2 separate regions of the Homo sapiens genome follow, and region 2 is linked to region 1. Evidence: read pairs that join two places in POLR2A ChIA-PET (ENCODE). Cell type or tissue: CD4-positive, alpha-beta T cell. All regions are shown on one strand. Each heading gives the region's core, and the rest is flanking DNA. Links, peaks and the distances in the headings are about the cores only.

The links. Peaks named below come from ENCODE experiments on the same cell type or tissue, not always from the same donor. Only the 100,000 strongest peaks of a DNase experiment are listed, where the experiment ranks them.
Region 2: POLR2A ChIA-PET joins it to region 1 with 8 read pairs; 3 of 35 experiments call an interaction of 5 or more read pairs at or near these places.

What each region holds. Positions count from the first base shown.
Region 1 is chr4:102,625,688-102,634,018 of GRCh38, forward strand. MANBA (mannosidase beta) reads right to left here. Exons shown (of 17, transcript NM_005908.4): 17 at 5,083-6,594. The coding sequence ends at 6,370. Among named protein-coding and RNA genes, the nearest start is that of NFKB1-AS1, 130 kb to the left of the region's middle. In CD4-positive, alpha-beta T cell, for the core only: no CTCF peak of the experiment used is centred there; a DNase peak (open chromatin) is centred at 5,234; H3K27ac peaks cover 1,399 bases.
Region 2 is chr4:103,029,356-103,037,686 of GRCh38, forward strand. It overlaps SLC9B2 (solute carrier family 9 member B2), which reads right to left. Exons shown (of 12, transcript NM_178833.7): 10 at 2,345-2,453. Among named protein-coding and RNA genes, the nearest start is that of SLC9B1, 14 kb to the left of the region's middle. In CD4-positive, alpha-beta T cell, for the core only: no CTCF peak of the experiment used is centred there; no DNase peak of the experiment used is centred there.

The DNA.
Region 1 (8,331 bases), core at 2,461-7,460:
CTCTGGGGAAGCCTCCAGGAAGCCAGCACCCTGGCCCAGGGCAGTCCCTTCTGCACACCACTAGCCTCATTTCCTGAGCACAAGAGGCCTCTGCTGGAAGAAGCAGAACTTTGCACAATCATCCAACAGCTGGCTTGCCTATTGCTACTCAATTTTATTTTATTTTATTTTATTTTATTTTATTTTATTTTATTTTATTTTATTTTATTGCTTCTGTAAAATTGGAAAAACCTTACCAAAAAAAAGGAATTAGAAATTTCTTCAGCTTTCTGCCTGGATTTTTCTCCTTCAACTCAGTTCATGAAGCCTGTTGATTATTTTCCCTCAGTACAGAAGGCTTAAGTTGCTCTTTCCTTTTAGCAAGCGGAATCAAAGATTCTTAGGCCTGAACACTTCAGCCACCACCAGCCTTATCCTTTGAGGGATGATATTGATAAACCAACATTTATTGCATTTACTACATTTATATCTTTATTTTATTTAATCCTCACAGGAACACTGTGAGATAGTTATTACCATTAATCTCAACTTCAAGATAAGGAAACTGAGGCTTAGAGGTTAAGTGATTGGTCCAAGGCCAGTACCGGGAGGTTCAGTATCAGAGCATGAGCCCATAGCCCTTGCACCACATGCAGTCTTCACACTTACACACGCACGTGCATGCACACACAATTTGGATCTTTGACAAGGCAAAATTTCATTCATGTTTGTAAGTTGACTAGTTAAAAATCTTTTCATTCCAATACCAAAAATATGGGTAGGGAAGCATGCCAGTCACCCACTTTGGCTTGAGAGCTCATTGTAAAAGAGCAGGGGCCCTTCCTTCACCCACTTTGGCAATTTTTTTTTTTTTTTTGAGATGGAGTCTCGCTCTGTCGCCCAGGCTGGAGTGCAGTGGCGCCATCTCGGCTCATTGCAAGCTCCGCCTCCCGGGTTCACGCCATTCTCCTGCCTCAGCCTCCCGAGTAGCTGGGACTACAGGAGCCCGCCACCACGCACGGCTAATTTTTTGTATTTTTAGTAGAGACGAGGTTTCACCCTGTTAGCCAGGATGGTCTCGATCTCCTGACCTGATGATCCACCCGCCTCGGCCTCCCAAAGTGCAGGGATTACAGGCGTGAGTCACCGCTCCCAGCCCACTTCAGCAAATTATGTCCCCAACAGCCTTCCTCACTAGAGGCACCACTGCCACTGCAGCATCCCAGCACAAGGAAGTAGGTGACGCATCTCCCAACAGGACACCCAGGTGCCCACACTGCCCTCTCCAAGGCCCAGATATGTTTGACCTCAAAGACCCATGTCTTTATCCACGAGGATGCTTTTAATGATAAAATGAGAATGCCTGACTATAAGTGGGCTAAACAAATAAGGGCTTTAAAAAATACCATTACAAGATCAGCGATAGATACATCGATATTTTACATGGAATCTTTCCCTTTTTAAATGTTAGCATGTAATTCAACTTTTTAAAACACAGTCTAGACCATGACCTGCTGGTCAAATATGACCTAAATCTTCAGGATGACAAGGCAGGGTGCGGGGGGATCCAGGTCCTACCTGCTCCTCTCCCAGGCTCACTGCTGCCCCCGACACCTCCAGCTCTCCTGTCTGATGCTGTTCACAGCCACCACCCAATGCCTGCACACGTTCAGTTCTGCCCACCTCCCTAGATTTCTTCTGATGGCTTCACACAGAGGCAATGATGATTGTAATAGCTCACATTTGGTGGATAGTTATCATGTGCTATCAATAATCTGTGCATTATCTCCTTTATACCTCACAATTAACCTATGAAGCAGATACTGTTGTTATTGTTCCCATGTTTAAAGAAACTAAGGCACAGAAAGACTCAGTAGCCTGTATCCAATGAAGAACAGCCTGCTACTGGTGGATCTGGGACTGAAACACAAGTAAGTCCGATTTCAACGCCCACACCTTTAACTGCTGTATCAATTAGGATGCTTTGGGTTGTAAAATCAGAACACCTGACTACAAGATTAAACAATTAAGCCTTTATTTTTTACCACATTATAATAAGACCACAGTTAGATGGTTGCAGGGTTAATTTAGCAGCTAAACATCTCTGACACCCCCTGTCAAATATGTTTCTTTAAGATCACCAAAAAAAGGCTGCAGCAGCTCCAAGTGTCAGGCCCTCAAATAGCTTCTCAATTTTACCCAACAGCAGAGGGTTTTGCCTCAGGTCTATCCCTTATCAGGCAGGGAAACCTTCCCCCAGAAACCCCACATTAGACATCAACTTATGATTCATTCTTGAAATGTGTCATGGGCCTAACCCTACATCAATCACTGGCAATGGAGACTAGGATTAGAATAACAAATTATGATTCAGTCTCTGAGGCTGGACATGGCCACCTCTATTAGCAGAGAGGAGGAAGATCTGGCTGTGAGGTGGCCAGCCAACACTGTCTGCTCCAACTACTGGCAGTGGTCCAATAAATTTTACAAAACCAACAAAAAGTAACAGGAACAGAATCAGAACAAGGGGGTTGTTCCCACCTAAATTATGAGGCAGGGATGAGTGCTAGTTCTCAAACAGAAATTTTCGTGAGCCAGAATGTCTCATTTCCTGAGAGTTGTAGGTAACTTAGGTGTTACTATAATCATGTGTACTTGATCACTGCATAGCATGATGTGGCACACAGGGGAGCTCAATAAATCTTGTTTAAAGACAGAGACCAACCTAAGGGGTTAAGCAAACTTTTCTTTCATGGCAGGATTCAGTAACCCGTGTCTACAGAAATAAGGAGAGATATTTATAAGGAGAGATATTTATAAAACACGAAACAGTGATGCATTGGTCTTATCTTTGCTAAGTTCATTCACTGTTTGGCCCCACACAAGGACTTAAAGATGTCTTGGCAGGTTAGTTCACCCCCAGCTTGTAGATCACAGGCTCAGAGCCCCAACTACATAACCAGCTGATTTTGTGCTTTTCTTTCCTTATGTATTAATTACAATGAAGGTCTTTAAAGACTCATTTCTCAACTGAAATTTTTTCACTTATTTTTTACCATATACTTTCCAAAAAGCTTCCCTGAAGTATTGAACAAGATGGTGCCTTATCTAACATTGCTCCCCTGTCGCCATCACATTAACCTTAAGGACTTATCGCCAGCTGGAATTGCCTCGTTCGCTGGTTTAATGATCCATGAGAACTAGGACTTGTCTGCCTTTTTCATTGCCATACCCCCAGTGACAAGGACAATACCTGCCCAGAGTGGTCTGCAGTACATGCTTGATAAATGAATGAATAAATCCTTAAGTTAAACAGTGTCTAGGGGCAGAATATAAACATGTCTTAAGACAACACCGGTTTTGCCAGTGATTTTAAGGTTTTGTATGCTACTCTGGTTCATGCCTCTGATAAATCAATTAGAAAACAAGAATTCTCCCATTCACTTGAAAATATTACTGTCTTTTCTGCATAACCCTTTTAATTGCATGTGCTTATTGAATTAATAAGATTGCATTCAGTCAAGGCAGACTCTGGGGATGTTTTCAAATGCTTTGAATTTCCCACACAGACAATGCCTACCTGCTTTTCTCCCTAAATCTTACCAAGCTGGGGAATAAGTTTCATATCTGAGAGCCAGAGGTAGCCCAAGAGAATATTCTTTCTATCTCAGGTCTTTGTCACTTTAGGAATGTTAGGGAAACATATCTTTATTTCTCCTGCACTCCAGTTCACCTTCATTCCAACAGAGAACAAAATCTTTCTATTTATTTTCCAAGTGACTTCTCATGGTGTGAAAATGTCTCACAATGAAAAGTGAAGTAAGGAAAAAAAGAGAATAAGAAGAGTTATCGTGAATGTGAATGAGAAAATTATGATTTTTATTGTTCTCTCTGTTCTGAAATGGGAAGATATAATCCTGGGAACTGACCTCTCTTCATCCCACTCTCTCTGGAATGTGCTTTGCAAGAGCATATGACAGTAAGACCTGGTTCTGGTCTTTTTATCCTATTGTTCACACAACTAAGGATATGGTTTAGATATATGTCCCCATCCAAATGTCATGTTGAAACGTAATCTCCAATGTTGAAAGCGGGGCCTGGTGGAAGGTGTCCGGATCATAGGCACGGATCCCCTTGGTGATAAATGAGCTCTTGCTCTGAGTTCACAGGCGATCTGGTGGTTTAAAAGTGTGCGGCACCTCCCACCCACTCTCTCTCGCTTGCTCCTGCTTTCGCCATATGACATGCTTGTCGCTGCTTCGCCTTCTGCCCTGACTGTAAACTTTCTAAGGCTTCATCAGAAGCCAAGCAGATGCCCGGTGCGATGCTTCCTGTACAACCTGCAGAACTGTGAGCCAATTAAACCGCTTTTCCTTATAAATTACCCAGTCTCAGGTACAGCAATGCAAGAATGGACAAATACAACCACTAACAGAAAAACCCTATCAGAAACTCAAAGTCAAGAGTAAGTGCATCAGACTGTATTCCTGCATGGCAAGATAAATCTATGAAAACAGTAAAAATGACTAACTGTGCTGCCACACAAGAACTGCGGAAGAATGTTTTGGCTACTATTATTCCTTAATAGGAATAATATGTATACGGCACATTTCTTTTCTTTTAGAAGTTGTTGTCAGCATATATTTATGTCCTTTAATTTATTCTTCCCTTACAAATTATTCTTTTCTGGTATTATTTTCAGAAAGAATTTGCTGAAGAACTTACTTACCATTTGCCTCTCTTCACTTCATTTTTACTATTGCTTTCTGTACTAACTGGATGATAATGAATGTGATGTTAAAAGTACAATCACCATTTACTTAGCATTTTAATTTGTTCCAGACCCTATTTGTTAAGTCCTCACACCTACCTTTGAAGGTGAGGGATCATTAGCTCCATTTTACAGAGGTGGAAACCACAGTTCAAAAGGTTGAATTGTTGCCCAAGGACACACAGTCAGAAGCTTCAGTACCTGGATTTGAATCTAGAGACTGCGGCTGGAAGCCTCACCCTCTCCAGGACACCGAGCTCAGGCCCAGGATGATGCTTCCATTACAGAGCGTCACTATGTGCCAATCTGGGGCCCAGCCCTTGAGCTAAATTATTTTATTTATTCTTCAAAACAAACTTACAAGGTGGGTGTTACCACTCCCATTTAGCCACAAGAAAACTGAGCACAGGAAGTTAAGTAACTTGATTAAGGTTACAGAACTAGTAAGGGCAAACTACAAAGTAAACTCTGGCTCATCAGCTTGAAAGCCCCTTCTCAGGGCCCCTGGCAGAACATGCACAGGTGTCAAGAAGAGCAGTCCTCCCTGCCTCGCAGCAATGCTTTGCTAAAACAGGATTTACAATAGTCATAAGAACATGACATAATATTTACCAAGTAAGACTCTACGGAGTCCCAGCCCTAAGTCCCCTTATCCCCTTGATAAGGCTTTGTGTGTGTGTGTGTGTGTGTGTGTGTGTGTGTGTGTGTGTGTGTGTACATATAAAATGAGGATACTCTTAGATACTGAAGAAGACTGGATTGTCTGTAGTTACTTTTAGAGTCACTGAACATAATGCTTCTCATTTTTAAAACCAAAACCACTAATAATATCTTAATTTTAAAGCCAAACACTCTTTGCTGGTCCATTCTATAACCAATTACATGACTGTTTCCAGAGAAAACCTTTCACATGTCTTAGTTTAGATTCTTCAAACTCTCCCAGTTTACCAAGCAGAATAATAACGAGAACTAAATGGAAATTAGGGTCCAGCACAGTATTGGGCAAAATTGAATATTTATAGAACGGTTAAATAAGCCACAGATGAAATATCAAGTTGTCAATGTAATTTATATAACTTTTATTTTTATATAATTTCACATGTACAGAAAAATACCCATATACCTTTACCCAAATAGCTACCACCAAGAAATCTCTGTTGTAACATTTCAATCGCCATTCCCTCTGAAATAATAACAAAGCACTTTATTTGAGTATTCCGTATTCCCCAAAGCTAGCTGTGAAAGACCTACATCACCTCAAAACCTTCCATTTGGTTCCATAGATCCTGCCATGTCACATTCTTGTAACCAGCTGCAGGGCCATCTTGTTATAACTGGTTCATGTCCTGCTAAAGCTGAGAGGTGAAGGGCTAAAAACACAGTCCTGGCACAGATTCCAGGACACCCCGGCACAGGCTTGTTTGAGGACATTGCCTGGGTAAACAGCCTCCCCTGAAAGTGTTCAGTGTACAACTCTTCACAGAGCAATCGCTCAAATGCGTGGCAGCACGCAGACATGTCTCTCGGCTTCTCTCCTTGTCTCTGTTGCCTTCCTCTCCAGTCGGTGCTTTAGAAATGCTTTATTCCCATTGTCCACTGAAAATACAACCTAGATTCCTTCAGTAAATATCTGTTAAGGAGGTCACATGAAAAGATTGCTCCAACTCATTCTTGCTGGTGGGCTCCCAAGGGTAAAATAATATAGTTCGTGTCTTCTCAGTCATGAGGAAACCATTGTCACTAAATCTCCCTGGGATGCTTCCTACATCCAACCAAACAAAGGGAGCGACAGCTGAGGTCTCCAGGTCAAAAACAAATATGTCACCTTGCTGAGAGATGATGGCCTGAAAAAGAAAAAAAAAAATGAATGAAGTGAAGGATGAGGGAAGAGTTATATAGTCTGTATACAGTTCCTGTAAACATTTATGTGGGCTTAACAAGGAGTCCACTTCCCACAACTTTGGTTCTACAACTGCTAAAGTGCAGTTTCAAACACAAAACAATACATGGAAAATGACTACAGGCTATGGAACGTTACCAAATTATAATCACAAATCAAGGAAATACATCGTCTCCAATCATTAAGGAGAATATTTCACAAGAAGCTCAAAGCTTTACATCTTTTACAGTTTTTCTCAGAGTATCATCAAGAGAGCAACATTTTTACATACAGCCTGGGTGGTTTTAATGACTTTCTAAGGATATATCTGGACCTAGCTACAGAGCCCAACTGTGGAGCTTACATTCAAGTCTCCTGAAAAGATCCAGCAATCTAGAAAGTCCACTGCCAGAAATTTACAAAAGCTCTACCATTAGAGCTTATCTCTTTTACTGCATAGTTAAGTAAAGTCACATTATTAGCATTTTTTTTACATGTGTGAATTCCACAAAATAGCAGCAAAAAGAGACAGTGCAATTTAAATCGTGTTGGCTCCATTCCTCTTAAGTAGCCGAATAGCATATGCCCAGAGTGAGGATGCGCTGCTCCCCAGAGTGGGAGGGTTTGCAAACCTCTCTTTGTGTGAGCACGGAGCTGAGTGCAACCTGGTTTCTTAATCTGTGCATTTGTCATGCAACATCTCAGTCTTACATTATATGTTATGTGTGACATAAAGAATTTCAAAGGGCCATTTTCACTATATATAATTTAGCCTTACATATTTGTGTAATATGTTATCATTCAGGGTTCTGAGTTATACACAAGGAAACCTATATTGATAGAAGCAGAAAAGAAGCTTAATAAAGCGTATCAGGTTGCTCTTCAGGATCAGAGACTCAGGCTTGAATTTGGATGGCAAATTCCCAGATCGCACCGCCCAGCTGTTCCAGTGAAGGTCCTAAAGCAGCCACAGGAACAAGGTTCATGCGGCTCATGCCAGCCTGCCCAGGAAGCTGCCAGGGTAGCATCAGCTTCTGCTGCTCCAAGACCAAGGCCGAAAGAGATGCTGGTGTCATGCTTATGCTGGTTATCTTCGTTGGATTGGAAATCTCCTCTCTGTATGTCTGACTGCAGAGCCTGGGATTCAAGCTTGCACCCTGGCTTCAGGGAGACAGGGAGAACAAGTTTCTGGCATCTCCCTTGAGAAAAGAAGCCAAATACCTAGTCTATATTAGCCCCGAATTAAACATTAACTAACAGTATTATTACTATCATTTTATCTCTTTAAGAAGGACAAGTCTCACTGAAATCAAAATGAGATAGAACAAAGAAAGAGCCCTGCTTTTCTCCCACCCCAATTACCCACCTCAAGGTAATGAAGGCCTAACTCAGGAAAGAAAAAAATTTGGTTTTCAAAATCATAAGTTTAGAGACTGAAAATTCATCCAGTACATAGTGGTTTTTTTTTTCTTTTTTGGAAAAAAATATATGTAAGACTGTCATTTTCTTCTGTTCTCTATTAGTTGTTACAGATAACTTGGATTTTATTATGTGACTATAGAAAGAAGGTATGTTTTCAGTTGTTAGGCTCTTTCAAATAAAACACAAGAATTAGGTGTTTTTATATGATTATTTCTAAATTAAATGTAGAAAATCCCTTTCTATGAAGTAAAAGTGTAAAACAAATTTAAAATTTTCTAAA
Region 2 (8,331 bases), core at 1,099-6,098, 400 kb after region 1:
AGGGCATAAAAGAGGGAAAAACAATATTTTAACCCAAAAAGTCAATAATTCTTTACAGGGTATAAGACCAGAAGTGATAGCTAAAATATTTATGAGCCAGTATGGAGGGAATTAGCCAATCAGAGCTGGCTGGGCACTGACCAATCAGAATAGACACTGGCAGTCTACCACTGTTTCACCATACTGATGTGTACTGGTCGTACTGGTCCCAATTATCCCTGGTTAACATACACAGCTACTCCATTTAGTCCTGTAGAATTCTTTGCTGATAAAGACAAGTTCATCATCATTTGCCAAACAAGGGATTGTGAGTAGTGCTGCTACATGCTACTGGACCTAAGAATGATACAGCTAAGGTGACTCCTGAGTATTAGGGTGATTTTTTAAAAAGTAACATTTGTTGAGTGTTTACTCTGTGCCAAATGCTGTACTAAGCTTTAAATGTATTATTTTACTTAGTCCTTACAACCCGTGGAGTAAGTATTATTTTATAGTTGAAAAAACCAGAAGCTCAGAAAGGATAAGTAGTTTTCTCAAATTCAAAGGGCGGGTAAAACATCAGACAGACATAGCGGGAGGATCTATTGTAAATCTGCCATATGGCTTTTTTATGGGAAAGTTTTGTGGTTCTTTGTTGAAAGGTATTTCTTCAAGGTTGGAAAGTATTCAAAAATATCTGTAGCCTGAAGTACAAGATAAAGAGTTGATATCATTCCCAGAAGGAAACATTGAAAGTTTGAGAAGAGGATGAGAAGGAAGTTTTAGTTGAGTTTGAACGTTAACAGGACATACAAGTGGTGCTGTCCAATCAACAATTGGATATATTGATTTAGAGATAAATAGTTTGGAATTATACAGTTTATAGTTGATGTCACTAGTATAGATAAGGTTAGAGAAGTTATATAGAGCCAGAGGCACAAAGTTAGAAAGCAATTTGATAAAGGGCAGCATTTAAGCTACATATGGTGTAAGGAAAGGCTCAAACAGCACTGGGAAATAGGAAGTTTAAGAACTTAATATAAAGGAGTGTTAGAGGGTCAAAAGCAGCAAATGCTGCTGACAGATCAAGTAAAGCAAAGACTGGATTTAGCAATATTACCTTGGTGAGAGGCTGGCAGGTTGTGTGAGAGGTTGGCAGGTTGTGTGATAGGCAGAAGCTGGGCTAAAATGTATAGAAGGAGGAAATGGGAACTGAAGTGGAAAGGGGAATGTAGTGACCTCTTTTGAAAAGTCCGAAAAGAAGACAAGAGAGGTAGCATGGTAGAGACGGGGGGAAGTGAAATAGAGGAATTTTATATATATATAATTTTAACATATTATTTTAATATACATTATTTTAATTGTAGTAAAATACACATAACATTTACCATCTTAACCATTTTTATGTGTATAGTTAGTATCATTAAGTATATTCACACTATTATGCAACCAATCTCCAGAATTTTTTCATCTCACAGAATTTAAACTCTATACCCATTAAACAACAATTTCCCTTTACTCCCAGCCCCTGGCAAGTACCATTTATGAGTCTGACTACTCTGGATACCTCATGTAAGTGGAATCATACAGGGTTAGTCTTTTTCTGACTGGCTTATTTCGCTTAGCATAATGTTCTCAAGGTTCATCCATGTTGCAGCATGTGTCAGAAGAGAAGCATTTTTTTTTAAGATAAGAGAGATTGGAGACTAAATTCTGAAGAGAAGAAAATTGCGACATGGATATTTAAGATGTATGAGAAAAGGAAAGAATCCATATGCAAGATTCAGAAGGAGTAGCGGGAGATGGGATTCCTAGTATGGATGGAAGAATACTGTGATGGAAGGAAAGAAGGAAATAATGAGTACATATATACAAATTAATTTTTAAGTGCAGTGTTTTGAATCAACAGAGTTTTAATATGATGGCTTTTGAATGTAGGAATAAATAAAATAATTAATGAACAACAAGGCATTTCTATCCCATGGGTACAAACTATAGAACTAACTAGTTGTCTTTAAAATTCTCGCTCTTGTTCAGGACAAGGCTAGATGAATATTCTTACCCTTGGAAAAAGAATTGTTAAGGCCTGAATTTTCTGGGTAGTGGTCAGCAGTGTCACTTTCATATACAAGGAACAATATTAAATGTGTAAAATATACCATCTTAGATGAACAAGCATTATTTTCTAACCAACTACTCTAAAAAACTTACATCATAATTAACTTTTTATATAATTGTGACAATAGTAACCACTGTACACATACCTGCTGGAGATATTTCAATGAATATAAAAAGTAGACTTTATTGGTGAGTAGGCTGACCAAAAAAAGTGAATTTTAACAAAAGCACATTTTGAAATTCTTACCTACAGTTTCTGGTCTGAGAGATGCAATAGATACCTCTGCTCCAATTAGTCCAAAAAGAAGGGGCTGAAAAATGTCCCAGGCAACTGCAATTATCTTTTCAACCTCTGCCTAAAATAACAATAAAACACACACAGATTTTTATTATGTGAAGTTACAAATGCAAAGAATTTTATTAATTTGAGGTTTGAATTATTTGGCCTGAGATAAGCTTTATTTCTGTGCCATCTATAACTAAAAGGTTAGCTAGAACAGAGCAAAAAAACTGCATGAAGATCTTTCTATCACAGTTAAGATACATGAGGTGTTTTAGCATACTAAATATTAGTTTGCACATGGATATTAATAAAAAGATTCTTATAAAGTAATCTTATGAGGACTCCTACTTCTGAATACATCGTGTGTATGTGCATGTGTGTATACATATTGTAATATATAGTAGTGTTTTGTAGTTTAAAATTTTATGTCGACTTTCCTTCAACAATATGATTTAGAGAGCTTGCAATATTGGTACATATATCTAGATATGCCCCTATTACTGCTGCATAGTGATCTACAGTATAGAAGTACCATAGTTTATTCAATCATTTCTTTATTGACAGATCTTTAAATTGTTTCCAATTTTATCTGTACAAAAAATACTGTTTAAGGTTATCTCAAATCACGCACAAAAATAAAATCCAGGTTTACTAAAGTGATTATCAGTGCCAATTATCACTTTATTGCCCATTATCTCCAGCTCCTCTTTCACTGTTGCTCCACAGAAAATGGAGCTGGGCCTTTAAAATATTTTTCCTTTGCCAGGTAGCACCATGTTAAACTTTGTCAGTAGAGTGTGCTAAAGAGATATTGCAAGCTGAAGGTGCTTTTCTTCCTGGTTTCTGTGGCTCTTCCTAGCAAGATCTTATAGCATGCACTGGTGGCCTTAGCTCTAGGTTCCTGCATCCCAGGTGGCTTCTCCAGTATCAGGGTCCTACAATTCATGCAACCAGCAGCACCTAGTGGCCATTACATTCCCTAGCATACCCCTGGGGCAGTTTCGTAGCAGATTCTCTTGAGCAAGATACTTCCCCATGCACCCAAGGGGATGGATCTCCTGCAAATTGGGAGGGTAGATTTTCAGCAAATTCTGCAAGCACAGCACCACAGCGACTTCTCTAGGCTCTAACAGAGTCTGGATCTCAGCCCTGCAGGCAGGAATGTGGAGGGTACAGGCTTAAGGGGATGATCTATTATAGCCATAGGTGCTATTCTCATATTCTTTAAGGATGTCTTCACATCTTACTAGCCAATACCTTGTTACTGGAATCCCTGGTGTGGTTAATAATCAACTTTTCCTATTCCAGTTACTATTTGATTTCTCTTTCCTCATAGGACCCTAATTGATACAAGAACTAACTTTGTAACACATAATGCAAAAGACTCTAGGAAAACAGTGACACAATTGACTAGAGTAACATCAAAATGTTTTGTGGCAAAAGAAGCCATAAACCAAAAAAGTGACAAACTAGAAGAAAATATCTGTACCATGTGTAACAGAATAAGAAACATTGGCCAATCAATAAAAAAAAGACATAGATCCTAACAGAAAAATGGGCAATGAACCCAGAGACAGCATCATCATACTGAATAGGCAAAAGCTGGAAGCATTCCTTTTGAGAACCAGAATAAGACAAGGATGCCCACTTTCACCACTCCTATTTAACCGGAGTACTGGAAGTCCTAGCAAGAGCAATCAGGCAAGAGAAAGAAAGAAAAGGCATCCAATTAGGAAGAGAGGAAGTCAAACTATTTCTCTTCGCAGATTATACTATACCTGGAAATACTATACCAAGAATAGTACAGAGATACTATACCTAGAAAACTTCATAGTCTCTGCTCAGAGGCTTCTAGATCTTATAAACAACTTCAGCAAAGTTTTAGGATAAAAAATCAATGCACAAAAATCATTATTTCTATACACAAATAACGTACAAGCTGAGAGCCAAATCAAGAACGTGATCTCATTCACAATCGCCAAAAGAAGAACAAAATATCTAGGAATACAGCTAACCAGGGAGGTAAAAAATCTCTACAATGAGAATTACAAAACACTGCTGAAAGAAATCAGAGATGACCCAAATGGAAAAACATACCATGCTCATGGATAGGAAGAATCAATATTGTTAAAATGGCCATATTGTCCAAGGCTATTTATAGATTCAATGATATTCCTATCAAACTACCAATGACATTTTTCACAGAATTAGAAAAAACATTATAAAATTCATTTGGAGCCAAAAAAGAGCCCGAATAGCCAAAAGCAATCCTAAGCAAAAGGAGCAAATCCAGGGATATCACACTACCCGACTTCAAACTATACCACAAGGCTACAGTAACTAAAACAGATGGTACTAGTACAAAAACAGACACATAGACAAATAGAACAGGTTAGATAATCCAGAAACAAAACTGCACACCTACAACCATGTGATCTTCGATAAAGCTGACAAAAACAAGCAACTGGTAAAGGACCCCCTATTCAATAAACTGTGCTGGGATAACTGGCTAACCATATGCAGAAGATTGACGCTGGACCCCTTCCTTACAACGTATACAAAAATAAATTTAAGATGAATGAAAGACTTAAATGTAAAACCGAAAACTACAAAGCCCCTAGAAGATCTAGGAAATACCAATCTGGACATTGGCCCAGGCAAAGACTTCAAGATGAAGACTCCAAAAGCAATTGTGACAAAACAAAAAATTGACAAATGGGACCTTCTTAAACTAAAGAGCTCTGCACAGCAGAAGATACTATCAATGGAGTAAACAGACAACCTTTAGAACAGGAGAAAATATCTGCAAACCATGCATCTGACAAAGGTCTAATGTCCAGAATCTTTAAGAAACTCAAACAAATCAACAAGCAAGAAACAAACAACTCCATTAAAAAATGGGCAAAGCACATGAACGGACACTTCTCAAAAGGACACATACATGTAGCCAACAAGCATATAAAAATGTTCAACATCACTAATCAATGGGGAAATGCAAATCAAAACCAAAATGAGACACCATCTCACATCAGTCAGGATGGCTATTATTATTTTTTTTAATATTTAAAATTAACCACAATATTTGAGCTTGTGGAAGTAAACTGGGTGACCAAATGTCAAAGGAAACATAATTGTACATCTTTTGATACTTTTTAATTTTTTGAATATTTGAGCTTGTGGAAGTAAACTGCGTGACCAAATGTCAAATGAAACATAATTGTACATCTTTTGATACTTTTTAATTTTTTGAAAAAATTTATTTTAAATTCAGGGGCACATGTGCAGGTTTGTTACATAGGTAAACTTGTGTTATGGCAGTTTGTTGTACAGATTATTTCATCACTCTGGTATTAAGCCCAGTACCCATTAGTTATATTTTTCCTGGTCCTCTCCCTCCTCCCACCCTCCACCCTACAATAGGCCCCAGTGTGTGTTGTTCTCCTCTATGTGTCCATGTGTTCTCATCATTTAGCTCCCACTTATAAGTGAAAACGTGGTATTTGGTTTTCTGTTTCTGTGTTAGTTTGCTAAGGATAATGGCCACCCACTCCATCTATGTCCCTGAAAAGGACATGATCTTCTTTTTTATGGCTGCATAGTATTCGATGGGGTATATATACACCACATTTTCTTTATTCAATGTATCATTAATGGGCATTTATGTTGATTTCATGTCTTTACTATTGTGAATAGTGTTGCAATGAACATACTCATGAATGTGTCTTTATAACAGAATGATTTATATTCCTTTGGGTATATACCCAGTAATAGGATTGCTGAGTCAAATGCATTTCTGTCTTTAGGTGTTTGAGTAATCACCACACTGTCTTCCACAATGGTTGAATTAATTTACACTTCCACCAACAGAATGGCTATTATTAAGTCAAAAAATAACAGATGATGGTGAGGTTGTGGAGAAAAGGGAATGCTGATACACTGCTGGTGGGAATGTAAGTTAGTTCAGCCACTGTGGAAAGCAGTCTGGAGATTTCTCAAATAAATAGAACTACCATTTGACACAGCCATTCCATTACTGGTTATATACCCAAAGGAATAGAAATCACCCTACCATTAAGACACATGAACGTGTACGTTCATTAAAGTGTTATTCACAATAGCAAAGACACGGAATCAACCTACATGCCCATCAACGGTAGACTAGATAAAGAAAATGTGGTACATATACACCATAGAATACTATGCAGATATGAAAAATGAAAAAAGCTGGAGGCATCTCACTACTTGAATTCAAACTATACTACAAGGCTACAGTAACTAAAACAGCAATGGTACTGGTACTAAGACAGACACATGAACCAAAACAACAGGCTAGAGAACACAGAAATAAAGCTGCACCCCTACAATCATCTGATATGTCACAAAGCCAACAAGAACAAGCAATGTGGCAAGGACTCATATATACCATGTACATATATACCATGGAATACCATGCAGTCATAAAAAATAATGAAATCATGTCCTTTGCAGTGACATCGATGGAGCTGGAGGCCATAATCCTAAGCTAATTAATGCAGGAACAGAAAACCAAATACCACAGTTATCACTTACAAGTGGGAGCTAAACAGTGAGTCCACAGGGACACAAAGAAGGGCATGATAAACACTGCGGCCTATTTTAAAGTGGAGGGTGGCAGGAGGGGGAGGATTGAAAATAGTATGCTGATTACCTGGGTGACAAAATTGTCTGTACTCCAAGCCCTTGCAACACATCATTTATCCATGTAACAAACCTGCACATGTACCCCTTGAACCTAAAATAAAAGCTGAAAAGAAAAAAAAAAGAAACATGGGCAAAACATATGCACAACTAATTCACAGAAGAAGAGATACAAATAGTCACAAAATCTAAGACACTAAAACGGAGTAATTATGAAACACAAATTAAATTGACATGCCTTTTTTTTTTTTCAAGGGGGAACACCACATTGGAAAAATACTAAAAGGTTTTAATAATGAAAAGTATTCATGACTTTGTAAGGAAACTCACCATTTGGCAGGACAACAAATTGATAATGCTTTTTTGGAGGGCAATTGAGCAGTACCTATTATACTGTCTAAGAATTTACATAGAACAGATTTTCTCATAACTGAAAAGAAGCTATATTTTTGGATGACATTTCAATGCTTACAATTACACAATTTAAGGATCTGCAATATATACACCAGGTCCTCAAATAATGTCGTTTCTTTCAATGTTGTTTCCTTCCAACAATGAAAAAAAAATCAATTCTTCATGTTCTCCCCATATCTGCAAGCATTTTATGTGGGTAATCTGGTTTCCTCCCAAATCCCAAAGATGTTCTCATTAGGTGAACTGATGTGTCTACATGGTCCCTATCTGAATGACTGTGGGTGTGTGTGAATGCACCCTGTGATGGGATGGCATCCTGTGTAGGGTTGGTGCCTGGGATAGGCTCGGGCTTATTATCTTACTTGTTTTTATTAACCTTTCTGAAATGTATGTGTAGATTACAATTATTTCAATGTTTAATCTTCACAGTGTTTTGGTTTTTATTCAGAAGTTTGGTGATGTTTTTGTGACCAGAAATATGCGTTAGGAACTTAGCTCTTGTTTATACCAATTGGCCTATGGTAAAATTGGTTTTGTTATTTGTCTTTTCACTTAAAGTTGCAGCTTCTGAGAACCTATTGACAATGCTAAAATGAGGACTTACTATTAATATATTCAGCAGTTTGACAAAGAAGGATTACAATGTTTCTTTGTATTCTTTATTTGCATTATTTCTGATGTGTTTATAGTGGGAAGATTATATTTCCATTCAGCTTACAAGTGTTGAAAGAGAGCATATGTGAGGGCATTGGTTGATTTATTTAATAGTTCTGTTTCTATAGCATGAAAAATATTATGTTTTCATCAGATAACGAGTTAAGTTTGAACCCTCCACCACTAACTGCAAGGCACTTGCCTCT